Linked DNA regions of Homo sapiens: region 2 is linked to region 1. Evidence: chromatin contacts called from ENCODE Hi-C or POLR2A ChIA-PET data. All regions are on one chromosome and are shown on one strand. The core of a region is the stretch at or near the end of the contact, and the rest is flanking DNA. Distances in the headings are between cores, read along the strand shown. Region 1 holds the start of TTN-AS1 (TTN antisense RNA 1). Region 2 holds the start of OSBPL6 (oxysterol binding protein like 6).

What was found. A loop is a pair of places that touch in the nucleus more often than their neighbours do. ChIA-PET counts read pairs that join two places held with the same protein, here RNA polymerase II (POLR2A). Pooled maps may share reads with other maps.
Region 2: a loop to region 1 is called in a map of naive thymus-derived CD4-positive, alpha-beta T cell, with 3 times the contacts of the local background. The contact joins the promoter of OSBPL6 here to the promoter of TTN-AS1 in region 1. A Hi-C loop is called at or near these places in 1 of 168 maps with a recorded cell type or tissue (naive thymus-derived CD4-positive, alpha-beta T cell), 1 of 37 single-sample maps with no recorded cell type and 10 of 50 pooled maps. POLR2A ChIA-PET finds 5 or more read pairs at or near these places in 1 of 52 experiments (AG04450).

What each region holds. Positions count from the first base shown.
Region 1 is chr2:178,521,100-178,526,692 of GRCh38, forward strand. TTN-AS1 (TTN antisense RNA 1) reads left to right here and starts at 2,092. Exons shown (of 7, transcript NR_038271.1): 1 at 2,092-2,537. TTN (titin) reads right to left here. Exons shown (of 363, transcript NM_001267550.2): 363 at 4,890-5,593. RefSeq lists enhancers at 1,781-2,293, 1,970-2,119.
Region 2 is chr2:178,192,821-178,198,413 of GRCh38, forward strand. It overlaps OSBPL6 (oxysterol binding protein like 6), which reads left to right and starts at 1,692. Exons shown (of 25, transcript NM_032523.4): 1 at 1,692-1,854. RefSeq lists silencers at 1,246-1,935, 2,382-2,676.

The DNA of each region.
Region 1 (5,593 bases), core at 842-3,341:
TCTACATAATCAGCTACTATTGGATAGAGAAAAAATCTGTCTTTTCAGAAATTCCCTCAGAACACTTACTATAAAGAGGTGCTGTTCCATGTCCGCCACATCTAGGGTGACAGGTTGGATTATGTCCCTCCCTAAGAGATGTTGGACTCATAACCTCAAGTACCTCAGGATGCGAACTTATTTGGTGATAGGCTTTATAGAGGTAATTAAGTTGAAGTGGAGTAACTAGGATGAGCCTCAGTAGTATGACTGGTATCCTAAAATGGAGAAATTTGGACACAGACATGCAGGAAAAATGTCGTGTGAACATGAAAATAGCCATCTACAGAAAAGGAGAGAGGCTTAGGAGAGATTCTTCCCTCAGAGTTCTCAGAAGGAACCAACCCTGCCAACACCCTGATTTTGGACTTCCAACCTCCAGAGCTGCGAGACAATACATTTCTGTTGTGTCTGCCACTCGATTTATGGTACTTTGTTCCAGCAGTGCTAGAAAATGAATACACTAGTCCCCTCTGATCTGTGGTTTCACTTTCTGCTGTTTCTGTTACCCATAGTACAGTACAATAAGATATATAGAGACAGAGAGATCACATTCATAAAACTTTTATTATAGTACATTGTTATATTCTATTATTGTTGTTAATCTCTTACTGTGCCTAATTTGCCTAATTTATAAATTAAACTTTTTCATAGGTATGCGTATTAGTCCATTTTCACGCTGCTGATAAAGACATACCTGAGACTGTGTCATTTATAAAGAAAAGAGGTTTAATTGACTCACAGTTCCACGTGGCTGGGAAGGCCTCACAATCATGGCGAAGGCAAGGAGGAGCAAGTCACATCTTACGTGGTGTCAGGGAAGAGAGAAATGAGAACCAAACAAAAGGGGTTTCCCCTTATAAAACCGTCAGATCTTGTAAGACTTATTCACTACCATGATAACAGTATGGGGGAAACGGCTCCCATGATTCAATTATCTCCTACCAGGTCCCTCTCACAAGGTGGAAATTATGCGAGCTACAATTCAAGATGAGATTTGAGTGAGGACACAGCCAAACCGTATCAGCATGTACGTATAAGAAAAATCATGGCCAGGCGTGGTGGCTCACGCCTGTAATCCCAACACTTTGGGAGGCCGAGGTGGGCAGATCACGAGGTCAGGAGATCCAGACCATCCTGGCTAACAAGGTGAAACTCTGTCTCTACTAAAAACAAAAAATTAGCCTGGCGTGGTGGCAGGCGCCTGTAGTCCCAGCTACTTGGGAGGCTGAGGCCAGAGAATGGCGTGAACCCGGGAGGCGGAGCTTGCAGTGAGCCGAGATTGCGCCACTGCACTCCAGCCTGGGTGACGAGTGAGACTCCGTCTCAAAAAAAAAAAAAAAAAAAAAAAAGGAAAAATCATAGTATTTGTAGGATTCAGTACTATCCACAGTTTCAGGATTCCACTGGGGGATCTTGGGACAGGTTGCCCAAGAATAAAGGTGGCCTGCCGTACATCTAATGAGTACCAGTGAGACCTAGGCTAGGTCCCCTCTAAAGTGCTGCTTCTCTAGTCCCTAGCTTCAATATTCTGTACTGTGGTCCCTAACAGAATAATGATTGCTGGTATTTATTGGGTGCTCTGCTAAGCGCTGTTCTGAGTTTTACAAGTAGTAACTTGTCTAATCGTCACAATAATACTGTGAGGTTGCTGCTGTTATTCTCATTTTATGGACGAGAATGTCAAAGAATGGAGAAGTTGGGTAACCTGCCCCAGGTGAAGTAAGTTAGTAAACAGCAGTTCCTAGATTTGAGCGGGGCCCTCAGGGTTTTGAATGCAGACATGTAATTGCAACATGATTCGGCTGATCATGTAGCCAGGGTGTGGGGTTTATAAAATAGACGTGAATAAAAAAAAGGGGCAGGATGACAGTGAAGCTTGCTCATGGGTTTTGTGGAGGGCGTAGATTGGAACCAAAAAGCACGCCTCGGCTTGGTGCTCCCTGTCGCCCTCTGTTGACATGGGGAGAGAAGAGCGGGTCTGACTCGGAAATGACGCCATAATGCTGAGGAACCACTCCTGGCGTTGCGGAAGGTGGGGTGTGGGGCCGGAAGACCCTCCCCCCGCGTCTTCAGAGGAGCGCTGTTTCTGGAGGAGTTAGGGGAAGGAGGCTGCCTGGTAAGCCAGGAAAGGGGCTTCTGGCCGTTCTGTTGGAGCGCCTCTGACTGACTTCCCCCATGTGTCCGTGTGGCCACACCGTGCTACTTTCAGAGGCAGTGGGCTTTTCGCTAAGGGATAAAAAGAAGTAAAACCTTGCCTTTAGCGCAGCTCTCCTTCACTGGGCAGATTGCTCTCCCTCCCCACTCTCCCAGGCCCAAATTGGATCTCAGCGCCTGGGAGCTCCAACTTTAGCAAGTGCGAAATCCTGTCTTCGGTTTTGGAATTTTCATCCGCACAGACTATATCAGCCACGGATAGGATATGTGAGAATACCAGCATGTCAAGGCTGGGAATCATCCTTAGGCATCACCTAGCCAGTCCTGCCTCTCATTTTAAGGTAAGAATAGGCATTTAACATTGTAAGATGATGTAGTGGGTTCTGTTGGCATCACTTAGATGCCCAGGAAATGTGTATTCTTCCATCGATTTCTCGATTGTTCACTGTTTGGCTGCGTTAGTCCACGGAGAATTGTCCTGGCCAACAGGCACCCCTCTTCACTTGGGAAGGTTTATTTCCCTCTTCCATCCCTCCTCAGCCCCTCAGCTTATAGCCTGTAGCCATTGACTGGTTGGTAAGGGGGTACAAAATGTCAGCCCCCTTGCTCCTAGATGGAACCAACTCTGTGGTACGATTGAAGCTCCCTGTGAGATCTGGCTGAGGCTTCTGCTGAGACCACATTCGTGCTCAGCTTGCTTCCTCTGCCCTATCTGCTGGCTGCCCCATTCCCTTTTTCCCTGAGAGTAATAATCCCTCAAAGAATTTCTGAGACAAGAATCCCCGTCTCAGGCTCTGCTTTTAGGGAATCTGACTTAAGACGGAAAACTTGCTGAATAAATTAATGAAGACCCAGGATTTTTCTCTGGAGAATGAAAACTGACAGTACATTTGCTTCAGCTTTGGTCACCTGTACCTACATTAAGGAGGTGAATTTAGGCAAATAACATCATAGGCTTATAATTATGATTAACAAATTGAAGTGGACAAATACAGATATTTTTGGCATTATTTTATTACCAAGTCTAGATCAGTTGTTTAAAAAGCATAGTAGAATGACACTATTTAAAATAGTGTCAGTCTTCCATATACTGTCATTCTACCATGCTTTTAAAACAACTGATCTAGACTTGGGAATAAAATAGTTCTTTAGTTCTGAGGTCCTTTATTTGTTCTGTCTCAATTTGGAGCTGCAGTAGCCAATATGGACTCAGATTCACAACTGATCATTTTCCCTGAAGTTGTCCTTTTCCGTTCACTATGCTCTTTGAGGGACAGTATCTATACCGTGTTAATCATCTTTGTATTGTTCCCTGTGGTGTTTAGCACAAAAGATTGTGAATTGTAGATGTTCAAAATCCATCAAAGATATTGAATCACAGCTGATTCCGAGTTGAATCAGCTCTCCTAAAAATATTTTTCTTGATATATTTAGAAGATAAACTTTTGGGGATAAATATATCCATGAGAACTATATCTAGGCTTTTTAAACAAAATTGCTGAATACATCTAACGATAATTTAAACATTTGCTTAAAAGAACTTATTAGCATGGGCTGTTTTTTTTTATTTTTTATTTTATTATTATTATACTTTAAGTTTTAGGGTACATGTGCACAATGTGCAAGTTAGTTACATATGTATACATGTGCCATGCTGGTGTGCTGCACCCATTAACTCGTCATTTAGCATTAGGTATATCTCCTAATGCTATCCCTCCCGCCTCCCCCAACCCCACAACAGTCCCCAGAGTGTGATGTTCCCCTTCCTGTGTCCATGTGTTCTCATTGTTCAGTTCCCACCTATGAGTGAGAATATGCGGTGTTTGGTTTTTTGTTCTTGCGATAGTTTACTGCGAATGATGATTTCCAATTTCATCCATGTCCTTACAAAGGACATGAACTCATCATTTTTTATGGCTGCATAGTATTCCATGGTGTACATGTGCCACACTTTCTTAATCCAGTCTATCATTGTTGGACATTTGGGTTGGTTCCAAGTCTTTGCTATTGTGAATAGAGCTGCAATAAACATACGTGTGCATGTGTGTTTATAGCAGCATGATTTATAGTCCTTTGGGTATATACCCAGTAATGGGATGGCTGGGTCAAATGGTATTTCTAGTTCTAGATCCTTGAGGAATCTCCACACTGACTTCCACAATGGTTGAACTAGTTTACAGTCCCACCAACAGTGTAAAAGTGTTCCTATTTCTCCACATCTTCTCCAGCACCTGTTGTTTCCTGACTTTTTAATGATTGCCATTCTAACTGGTGTGAGATGGTATCTCATTGTGGTTTTGATTTGCATTTCTCTGATGGCCAGTGATGATGAGCATTTTTTCTTGTGTATTTTGGCTGCATAAATGTCTTTTTTTGAGAAGTGTCTGTTTGTATCCTTTGCCCACTTGTTGATGGGGTTGTTTTTTTCTTACACGTTTGTTTGAGTTCATTGTAGATTCTGGATATTAGCCCTTTGTCAGATGAGTAGATTGCAAAAATTTTCTCCCATTCTGTGGGTTGCCTGTTCATTCTGATGGTAGTTTCTTTTGCTGTGCAGAAGCTCTTTAGTTTAATTAGATCAGCATGGGCTGTTTTGAACTTGAGTTGCCTTATCTATCTATGATCGTTTTTGTGATACACGAAGATGCATACTTCCCCACCCCAGAATTTCACAGAAAACAACCAGCCACACATTTTGAGGTGCAGATAGCTTGCTTTATTTTGTTGTTACTATCTCAAGGAGGTCCAACAATTATAACTAACAATTGAATTTATACTTGCATGAAAAGAACTACATCAAATTGACATTTTGGGCAATTAGTAATATTGTTTAAAATTTAACAACAGCTTTATTTTGTTGTTGTTCTTTACTTTTTGCTGTGGCTCATTGCTTAGGTGCCCAGGTTTTTCAGGTGCAATTAAAATTTAGAACTACCACACAAAGGCATTGGCTGCACTCTGGGACCTCCAAGAGTTGGCACTGCTCTGGCATAGGAATACTTGAATAGCTTGGTTAAATGAAGGGATGGCCAGGAGATGTTACTTTTCCAAGCTATTCAGGCACTCCTTATGTCAGAGACAGCGTAAAATGAGCGAACAAAGTGTTGGCCGTTACACTTTGCTCTGGTAATATTTGTCATGATAATTTTGTGTGACATCATCAGAGAAAATGTAAGACGTTAAAGTGTTGCTTACAGGAGGGTAAATGCAAACATCACCAATGCCTTACATTTCTGATTCAGTAGGTATTGGTGCACATATCAAGTGATATGCACAGCATCATTCTCTTTTAGGTGGACAGGACATCTTCAATGGGGATTTTCTCAACCCACTGAGGCATACTTAGACATCAACAGTATGTTGAGGCACAAAGATTGATTAAATGTTGAGCAGGGTA
Region 2 (5,593 bases), core at 442-2,941, 330 kb before region 1:
AGATTTCAGGAAGTTCAAGCGATTCTTGTGCCTCAGCCTCCCGGGAAGTTGAGATTTCAGGTGCCTGCCACCACACCCTGCTAGTTTTTGTATTTTTAGTAGAGACGGGGTTTCACCATGTTGGTCAGGCTGGTCTCCAACTCCTGACCTCAAGTGATCCGCCCGCCTTGGCCTCCCAAAGTGCGGGAATTAAAGGCGTGAGCCACCGCGCCGGGCCTAGAGAACTTCTTTAGGTAAAGATTCTGTGTGCTGTGTGTACTCTCATTTCCGTTCACACTTTTGTATTTCTTTTTAAATACATGGGTTTTAGCTTTTTTTCTTTTAAGGGAGAAAGCCATTTCAGTAGAGTTTCTGTTAATGGAACTCAGAAGGAGTAAGTAGAAAGGGTGGCTGTGATGAAGCAGAGGTCAGCATCCCAGCTGCTCCCTTGAGGAGCCTGTCTTCACAGCAAAGGAATGAAGGACAAACTGCCATTGTCGCAGGGTCCCGCATCTATTATTTTGTGACCAGAGGACATGAGAACATTGCTAGTCTAGATGGAAAAAGCTAATCCAACAGGTGAGATTGGAGATTCAAGAGAAACTGCATGTGGGAAGGAGTGCATAAAGTCGACTATGTTTCATAGCAAATCATTTTGTCAGCACAGGGCACAATGAAATGCCATCACAGTTGCCTCATTAGTAAGCAATATCTTCCATTTTTGAAGGCACCCCAGCATGTTCTGTAATAGCTCCCATTAAGTCCAGTCGATGTCCTCTGGACTCCCCCTCCGCCTCCCACCCCCAGATGATGATGACACAAATGTCTTGAAATATTGACATGTCCGCAGTCACTCGTTTACAGAATGTCTGTACAAATATTTACATTACCCCGTCCCTCCCAGCAAATTTGCCTTTAGATTAATCTGCACACCGAACGCAGGCCGGGAGTGGCTTGGAGTGTGGAAGGGTTTAAGGGTGTGGAAGGGTTGTAGTGAGGCGGGACTGACTGACTTTGATCGGCTTTGCCAGGGGCTTGAAGGAACCGGCTCTTCCTTTCGCAGAACCCAGGTGTTTCTCTGGGCCCGGGAAGTTTTTGCTCCCGAGCGAGTCAGGGACGGGAGCAGGCACGCACAGTCGCGTAAGTGTATGAAATGACGACCTCAGAAGGGCGCCCAGGGACATGGGTTTGGCAGCCCCGAGCGGAGGCCGCCAGGCAGCCGTTCCTTTCGGAATTCGGTCTCCCGCAGTGCTCCCGGCTGCGGCGCTCCTGGGCCGAGCGCTGGAGCCGTTCTGGGCAACCCTCCCGAGCGCGGCCGGCTCACCTCCGCCGGACTGCGCGGGGCGAGGGCTCCGCTACTGCGCGCAGGCCCGCGGATGGCAACTCGGGGTTTCCACTGCGGGTGATCTCGGGACACCACGGGTTCCCACGGAGGCCGGGCCAGGGGAGAGCCCTGGCTGTGGGACCCCGCGTGACCAGGGCGCAGGGCGCCGGGTCCTTAGCCCATCTGGCGGCGCAGGGAGGGGCGCCCGGTAGGGCGGGTGCGCAGCATGAGCCCCAGCCGCTTGCCGCTCCACTCCAGCCGGGCGGACGGGCGGGAGCCGGGGGCGGGGAACCCGGAGCGCCGCCCCGCCAGCGCGCCCCGCCCGTGGGAGAGGAGGGGCTGCAGCGCAGCGGACCACTGGAGGCGCAGCACGGTCGCCGCCGCCGCTGTCGGTGCTGGAGATCGCGGCTCGGTGCAGGCGGCGCCCATGCCTCCTCTCCTCCACTAGCCCGCGCGCCAGTCCGCCTGCCGGGGCCGGCTCTCCGCCTCCTGCCTCCCGTCGCAGCCGCGCAGCCGCCGCAGAGTCCGCGGCGCCACCGCTCGCCCTCCAGGTAGGTGTCCTAGCTGCAAAGGGATTGCTTGGGGCGGGCGCCAAGGTGCCCGCATCGCGGCCCGGGGGCATTGTGCGCCTCCGGCGGGCCGAGGACCCCGAGGGACGCGTGGGTGGGCAGCCGCAGCTTCGGGTCCCCAGGACATCGCCGTCCCCCTGGAGGCGCCCCCGGCCGATAGCCCGGGCTACAGGGAAGTGGGGGCGGCGGTGTCAGCCCATTCTCGCGGCCGGGATGGGAGGGGGCGTCTGTATCGCGGTCCCGGTTTGCCGCCCTCCCTCCCCCTCGTTGCCAGGGAATTCCGGCCGCCTGCCACTAGCGCTCGCATTCCCTCGCGCGGGCCGGCGCCCCTGCTCCCCGCAGGCTGCCTGGGGATTGAAGCAGGGGCAGGGAGAAGGACTGATGTAATTGTCAGCGGAAAACCGAACCGGCGCGGGTGAGAGCGCCCGCGCCCGCGAGAGCTAACGCCTACGCCGCACCTTTCAGGGAATCGGGGAAGCCGAGAGGAGCGGCTGGGGAAGTTGTGCATTGGGTTTTATTGTGCGCGTGCACTGCGGACTGCCCTCGCGGGGCACCCCTGCCCACCCGCTGCTGGCGCCCCTGCAGCCCTCCCGGCAGCCTCCGTCCACTCCCCCGGCCAGGGCCAAGTCTGCCTTCCCTGGTTCAGACCGGGACAGCGTTTGCATTGCAGTCAAGACGTGCTTCCCCTGCATCAAGCCGGGAGCTGCCCGCAGATCGTGTCGCCGGGGATGCTGGGGGAGGAGGGAATGGGAGACCTGAGGAGAAAGCCTGGAGAAGTAATGACACAAGCGGATTTTCTCCCCAAAGCTTCTGCTGCGTATAGACACATCTGCAAGGCACCTTTTAAGCTGTTTTTGAAAGTTATAACCAGATACTGATTTTGTGACAATTCTATGATATACCTGAACGGTTGCTTAAACATAGAGACCTAAAGCTAGGGGAAGCATTACATAATGGACATGAAGCAAATGACACGAAACTAAGTGAACCCACTGGGTTGCCAGATTATTTCTCTCTTCTGGACACAAAATCCTGTAAGGTTTTTTCTATAGGAACTTTCATTTTTAAATTGCTGGGCTAAGTTTAGCCAATTGTCTATTATATTCAGTTGTGATTTTTTTTTTCTAAATAATTTTCTTGGACATCTTTTCTTAAATTTAAAAATTGCATACTAATGGTTACATATCACTAAGCTGATTAGGAAATGTAGTCTTCACAAGGTAAAAATAAGAAATTTCCCATCTTAATACATTAACTTTGTTTTCCTCTTGTTTTGTTTTTGTTTCTTTTCCTTCTTTCATCCTTCCCCCCGCCCCCAACCCCCGCTTTATTTTTTGGAAACATTTCTACAGTTTTGGGTACTGCAAGCTCACAACGTTGATATTTCTATCACATGCTACAGCATTGCGGAGACAAAGACTAATAATAAATGAAACAGAAGACCTCGCAGTAACTCTGAGAGTTAGCAGGGTTCCCAAGGTCGAAGGGAAGCTGCAGTGTAATTCAGCAATAATCACCTACAGAGAATATGCATAGCCCTCATTGGGAAAGGCCCTGATTGGTGGATTTTATTATTATTATTCTTTTGCAGTAGGAGTTCATATATTTTTTCCCTAAAAAATAATTTTTCTTAAGGTAAAAATGAAATATTTTGAAATTAAAATTTCAGGCTTTTAGAAAGCCTAAAAATTCTGGTTTTGCTCATATTTTTGGATGCAATGTTGATAACGCCATTATACATTCAGTGGATGGATTACCTTTGGCGGTACCTCAGTTTCAGATTACTATGACTTGTCAGGTGACTCTTGGCTTTAGTATGAGGTAGTTCTGCTGGACTTTTATAGGATCACATATGTAAGTTTTCTTATCCCTAGATTGCTATAACCTTAAGTTAACTTTATTTCAAGGAGAAAAATAAAGTCCTTCCAAGATGAAATCTTTGTGGTTGGAGGTCTTAGTACCACCACAGATACCGGATTAGGTAAACTGCATAAGGAGATAAAAATTCTTATGACTTTACTCATGAAACTGTTGGACTAGAGAGAAGATAATATAGTTTTGAAAGGTAAGGCATACATTCTCAAAAGAAGGATTTTGTTGTTTTGCTGCAAAGGTTAGGTCATAATTATGATACTTTTTAAAAAGTGGTTTTAAATCTTGGGGGAAAAAGGGTCTCATAGTATCCATTGACTTCTGGAACTTTTTTTTCCTCACTCAATATTATATCTCTGGATTCATTCATACTGTATGTAGTTGTAGTTCACTGACTTTCACTGCAGTAAAATATTCCATTATGTGTCTTATAACGCAGTATGTTTCTCTTTTCTCCTCTCTGACCATTTTTTTTTTTTTTGAGATATTGCAGTGTTGCTCTGATTATTGTTGTTTCCTGGGCACACGTGCCAGTGTTTCTCTTGGGTTAATACCAAGGAATAAAATTGCTGGTTTGTAGGTTATGTGAATATTCAACTTATTAAGTATTGCCAAATTATATTCCCAAATGGTTGTACTAATTTACATAAACCAGGGAAACAACCAAATACAAACACTAAATAAAAACATGCACTTCTGTTTTGCATATATGTCTGTTGAAATACATATCTTTTTAGAAAGCAAGAGAATGATGAACGTAAAACTTAGAATGGCAGTTATCTTTTATATGGACTGGAGGGTAGCATGTGGGGAGGAACACACACATGGATGTTTGTTATTGATAATGACCTAGTCCTTGGGTTTCATGGTGAGTTTCTAGGTGATCATTGTACAGTAATTCCCCCGTTATCCAAAGGGAGTATGTTCCAAGTTCCCTAGTAGATGCCTGAAACCTCCGATGGTGCCAAACCCTATGTATATGCTTCTTTTCCATGCATAGATACCTATGATAAAATTTAATTTATAAATTAGGTACAGTAAGAGATTAACAATCATAATAAACAGAACAATTATTAACACTATACTGTAATAAAAAGTTATGTAAATGTGGTTTCTCTCTCTTTCAAATTATCTTATTACACTGTATTTACCTATTCTCAGAACCAGATTGACCATGGGTAATTGAAACTTTGGATGGGGGTAGATATTGTATTAAAAAAAAAGAAAGAGGATAATGCATGGACCAGTGATGATATTTTAAGGTTCTAAGGAAAAAGAAAATAAGGACAATAGAGTTATCACAAGACAATAAGCCTACAAGATATTAGTTGAAAGATGAAGATGCAGTCCCTATGCATAGGCATGAGTTGCCCAGAGTTCATGGAAGAAATTTGCAAAAAGGTTGAGCAGGAAGTGGTCATGCTGAGAAGAGGAAGGCTGTTGTGGACTTAGAAAATGATATGAACAGAAGTTGAGGGAGCCATGAGAAATTTTCCAACAGTGAACCACTCAAAGCATTTATACACTAAGTTTAGGGAACAGATAGGTGGGGACTACCAGGAGAGATCCAAGGCTCCTCGTTAGGAGGCACTGCTGATTGAGATGAGAGTTCTCAAGTTTGGAGAAAATGAAAAGGATTAGTTTAAAAACTAAAACTACTGTCCTAAAAAAGAAGAGGAGAGTCAAAGGTATTTGACTATAATGAAAAGAAATATGAAGAATCTTGGCGTGTAGTATCAATTTTTTTTTTTCTTTCCAGACAGAATCTCGCTCTGTCGCCCAGGCTGGAATGCAGTGGCGCAATCTTGGCTCACTGCAACCTCCTGGGTTCAAGCGATTCTTCTGCCTC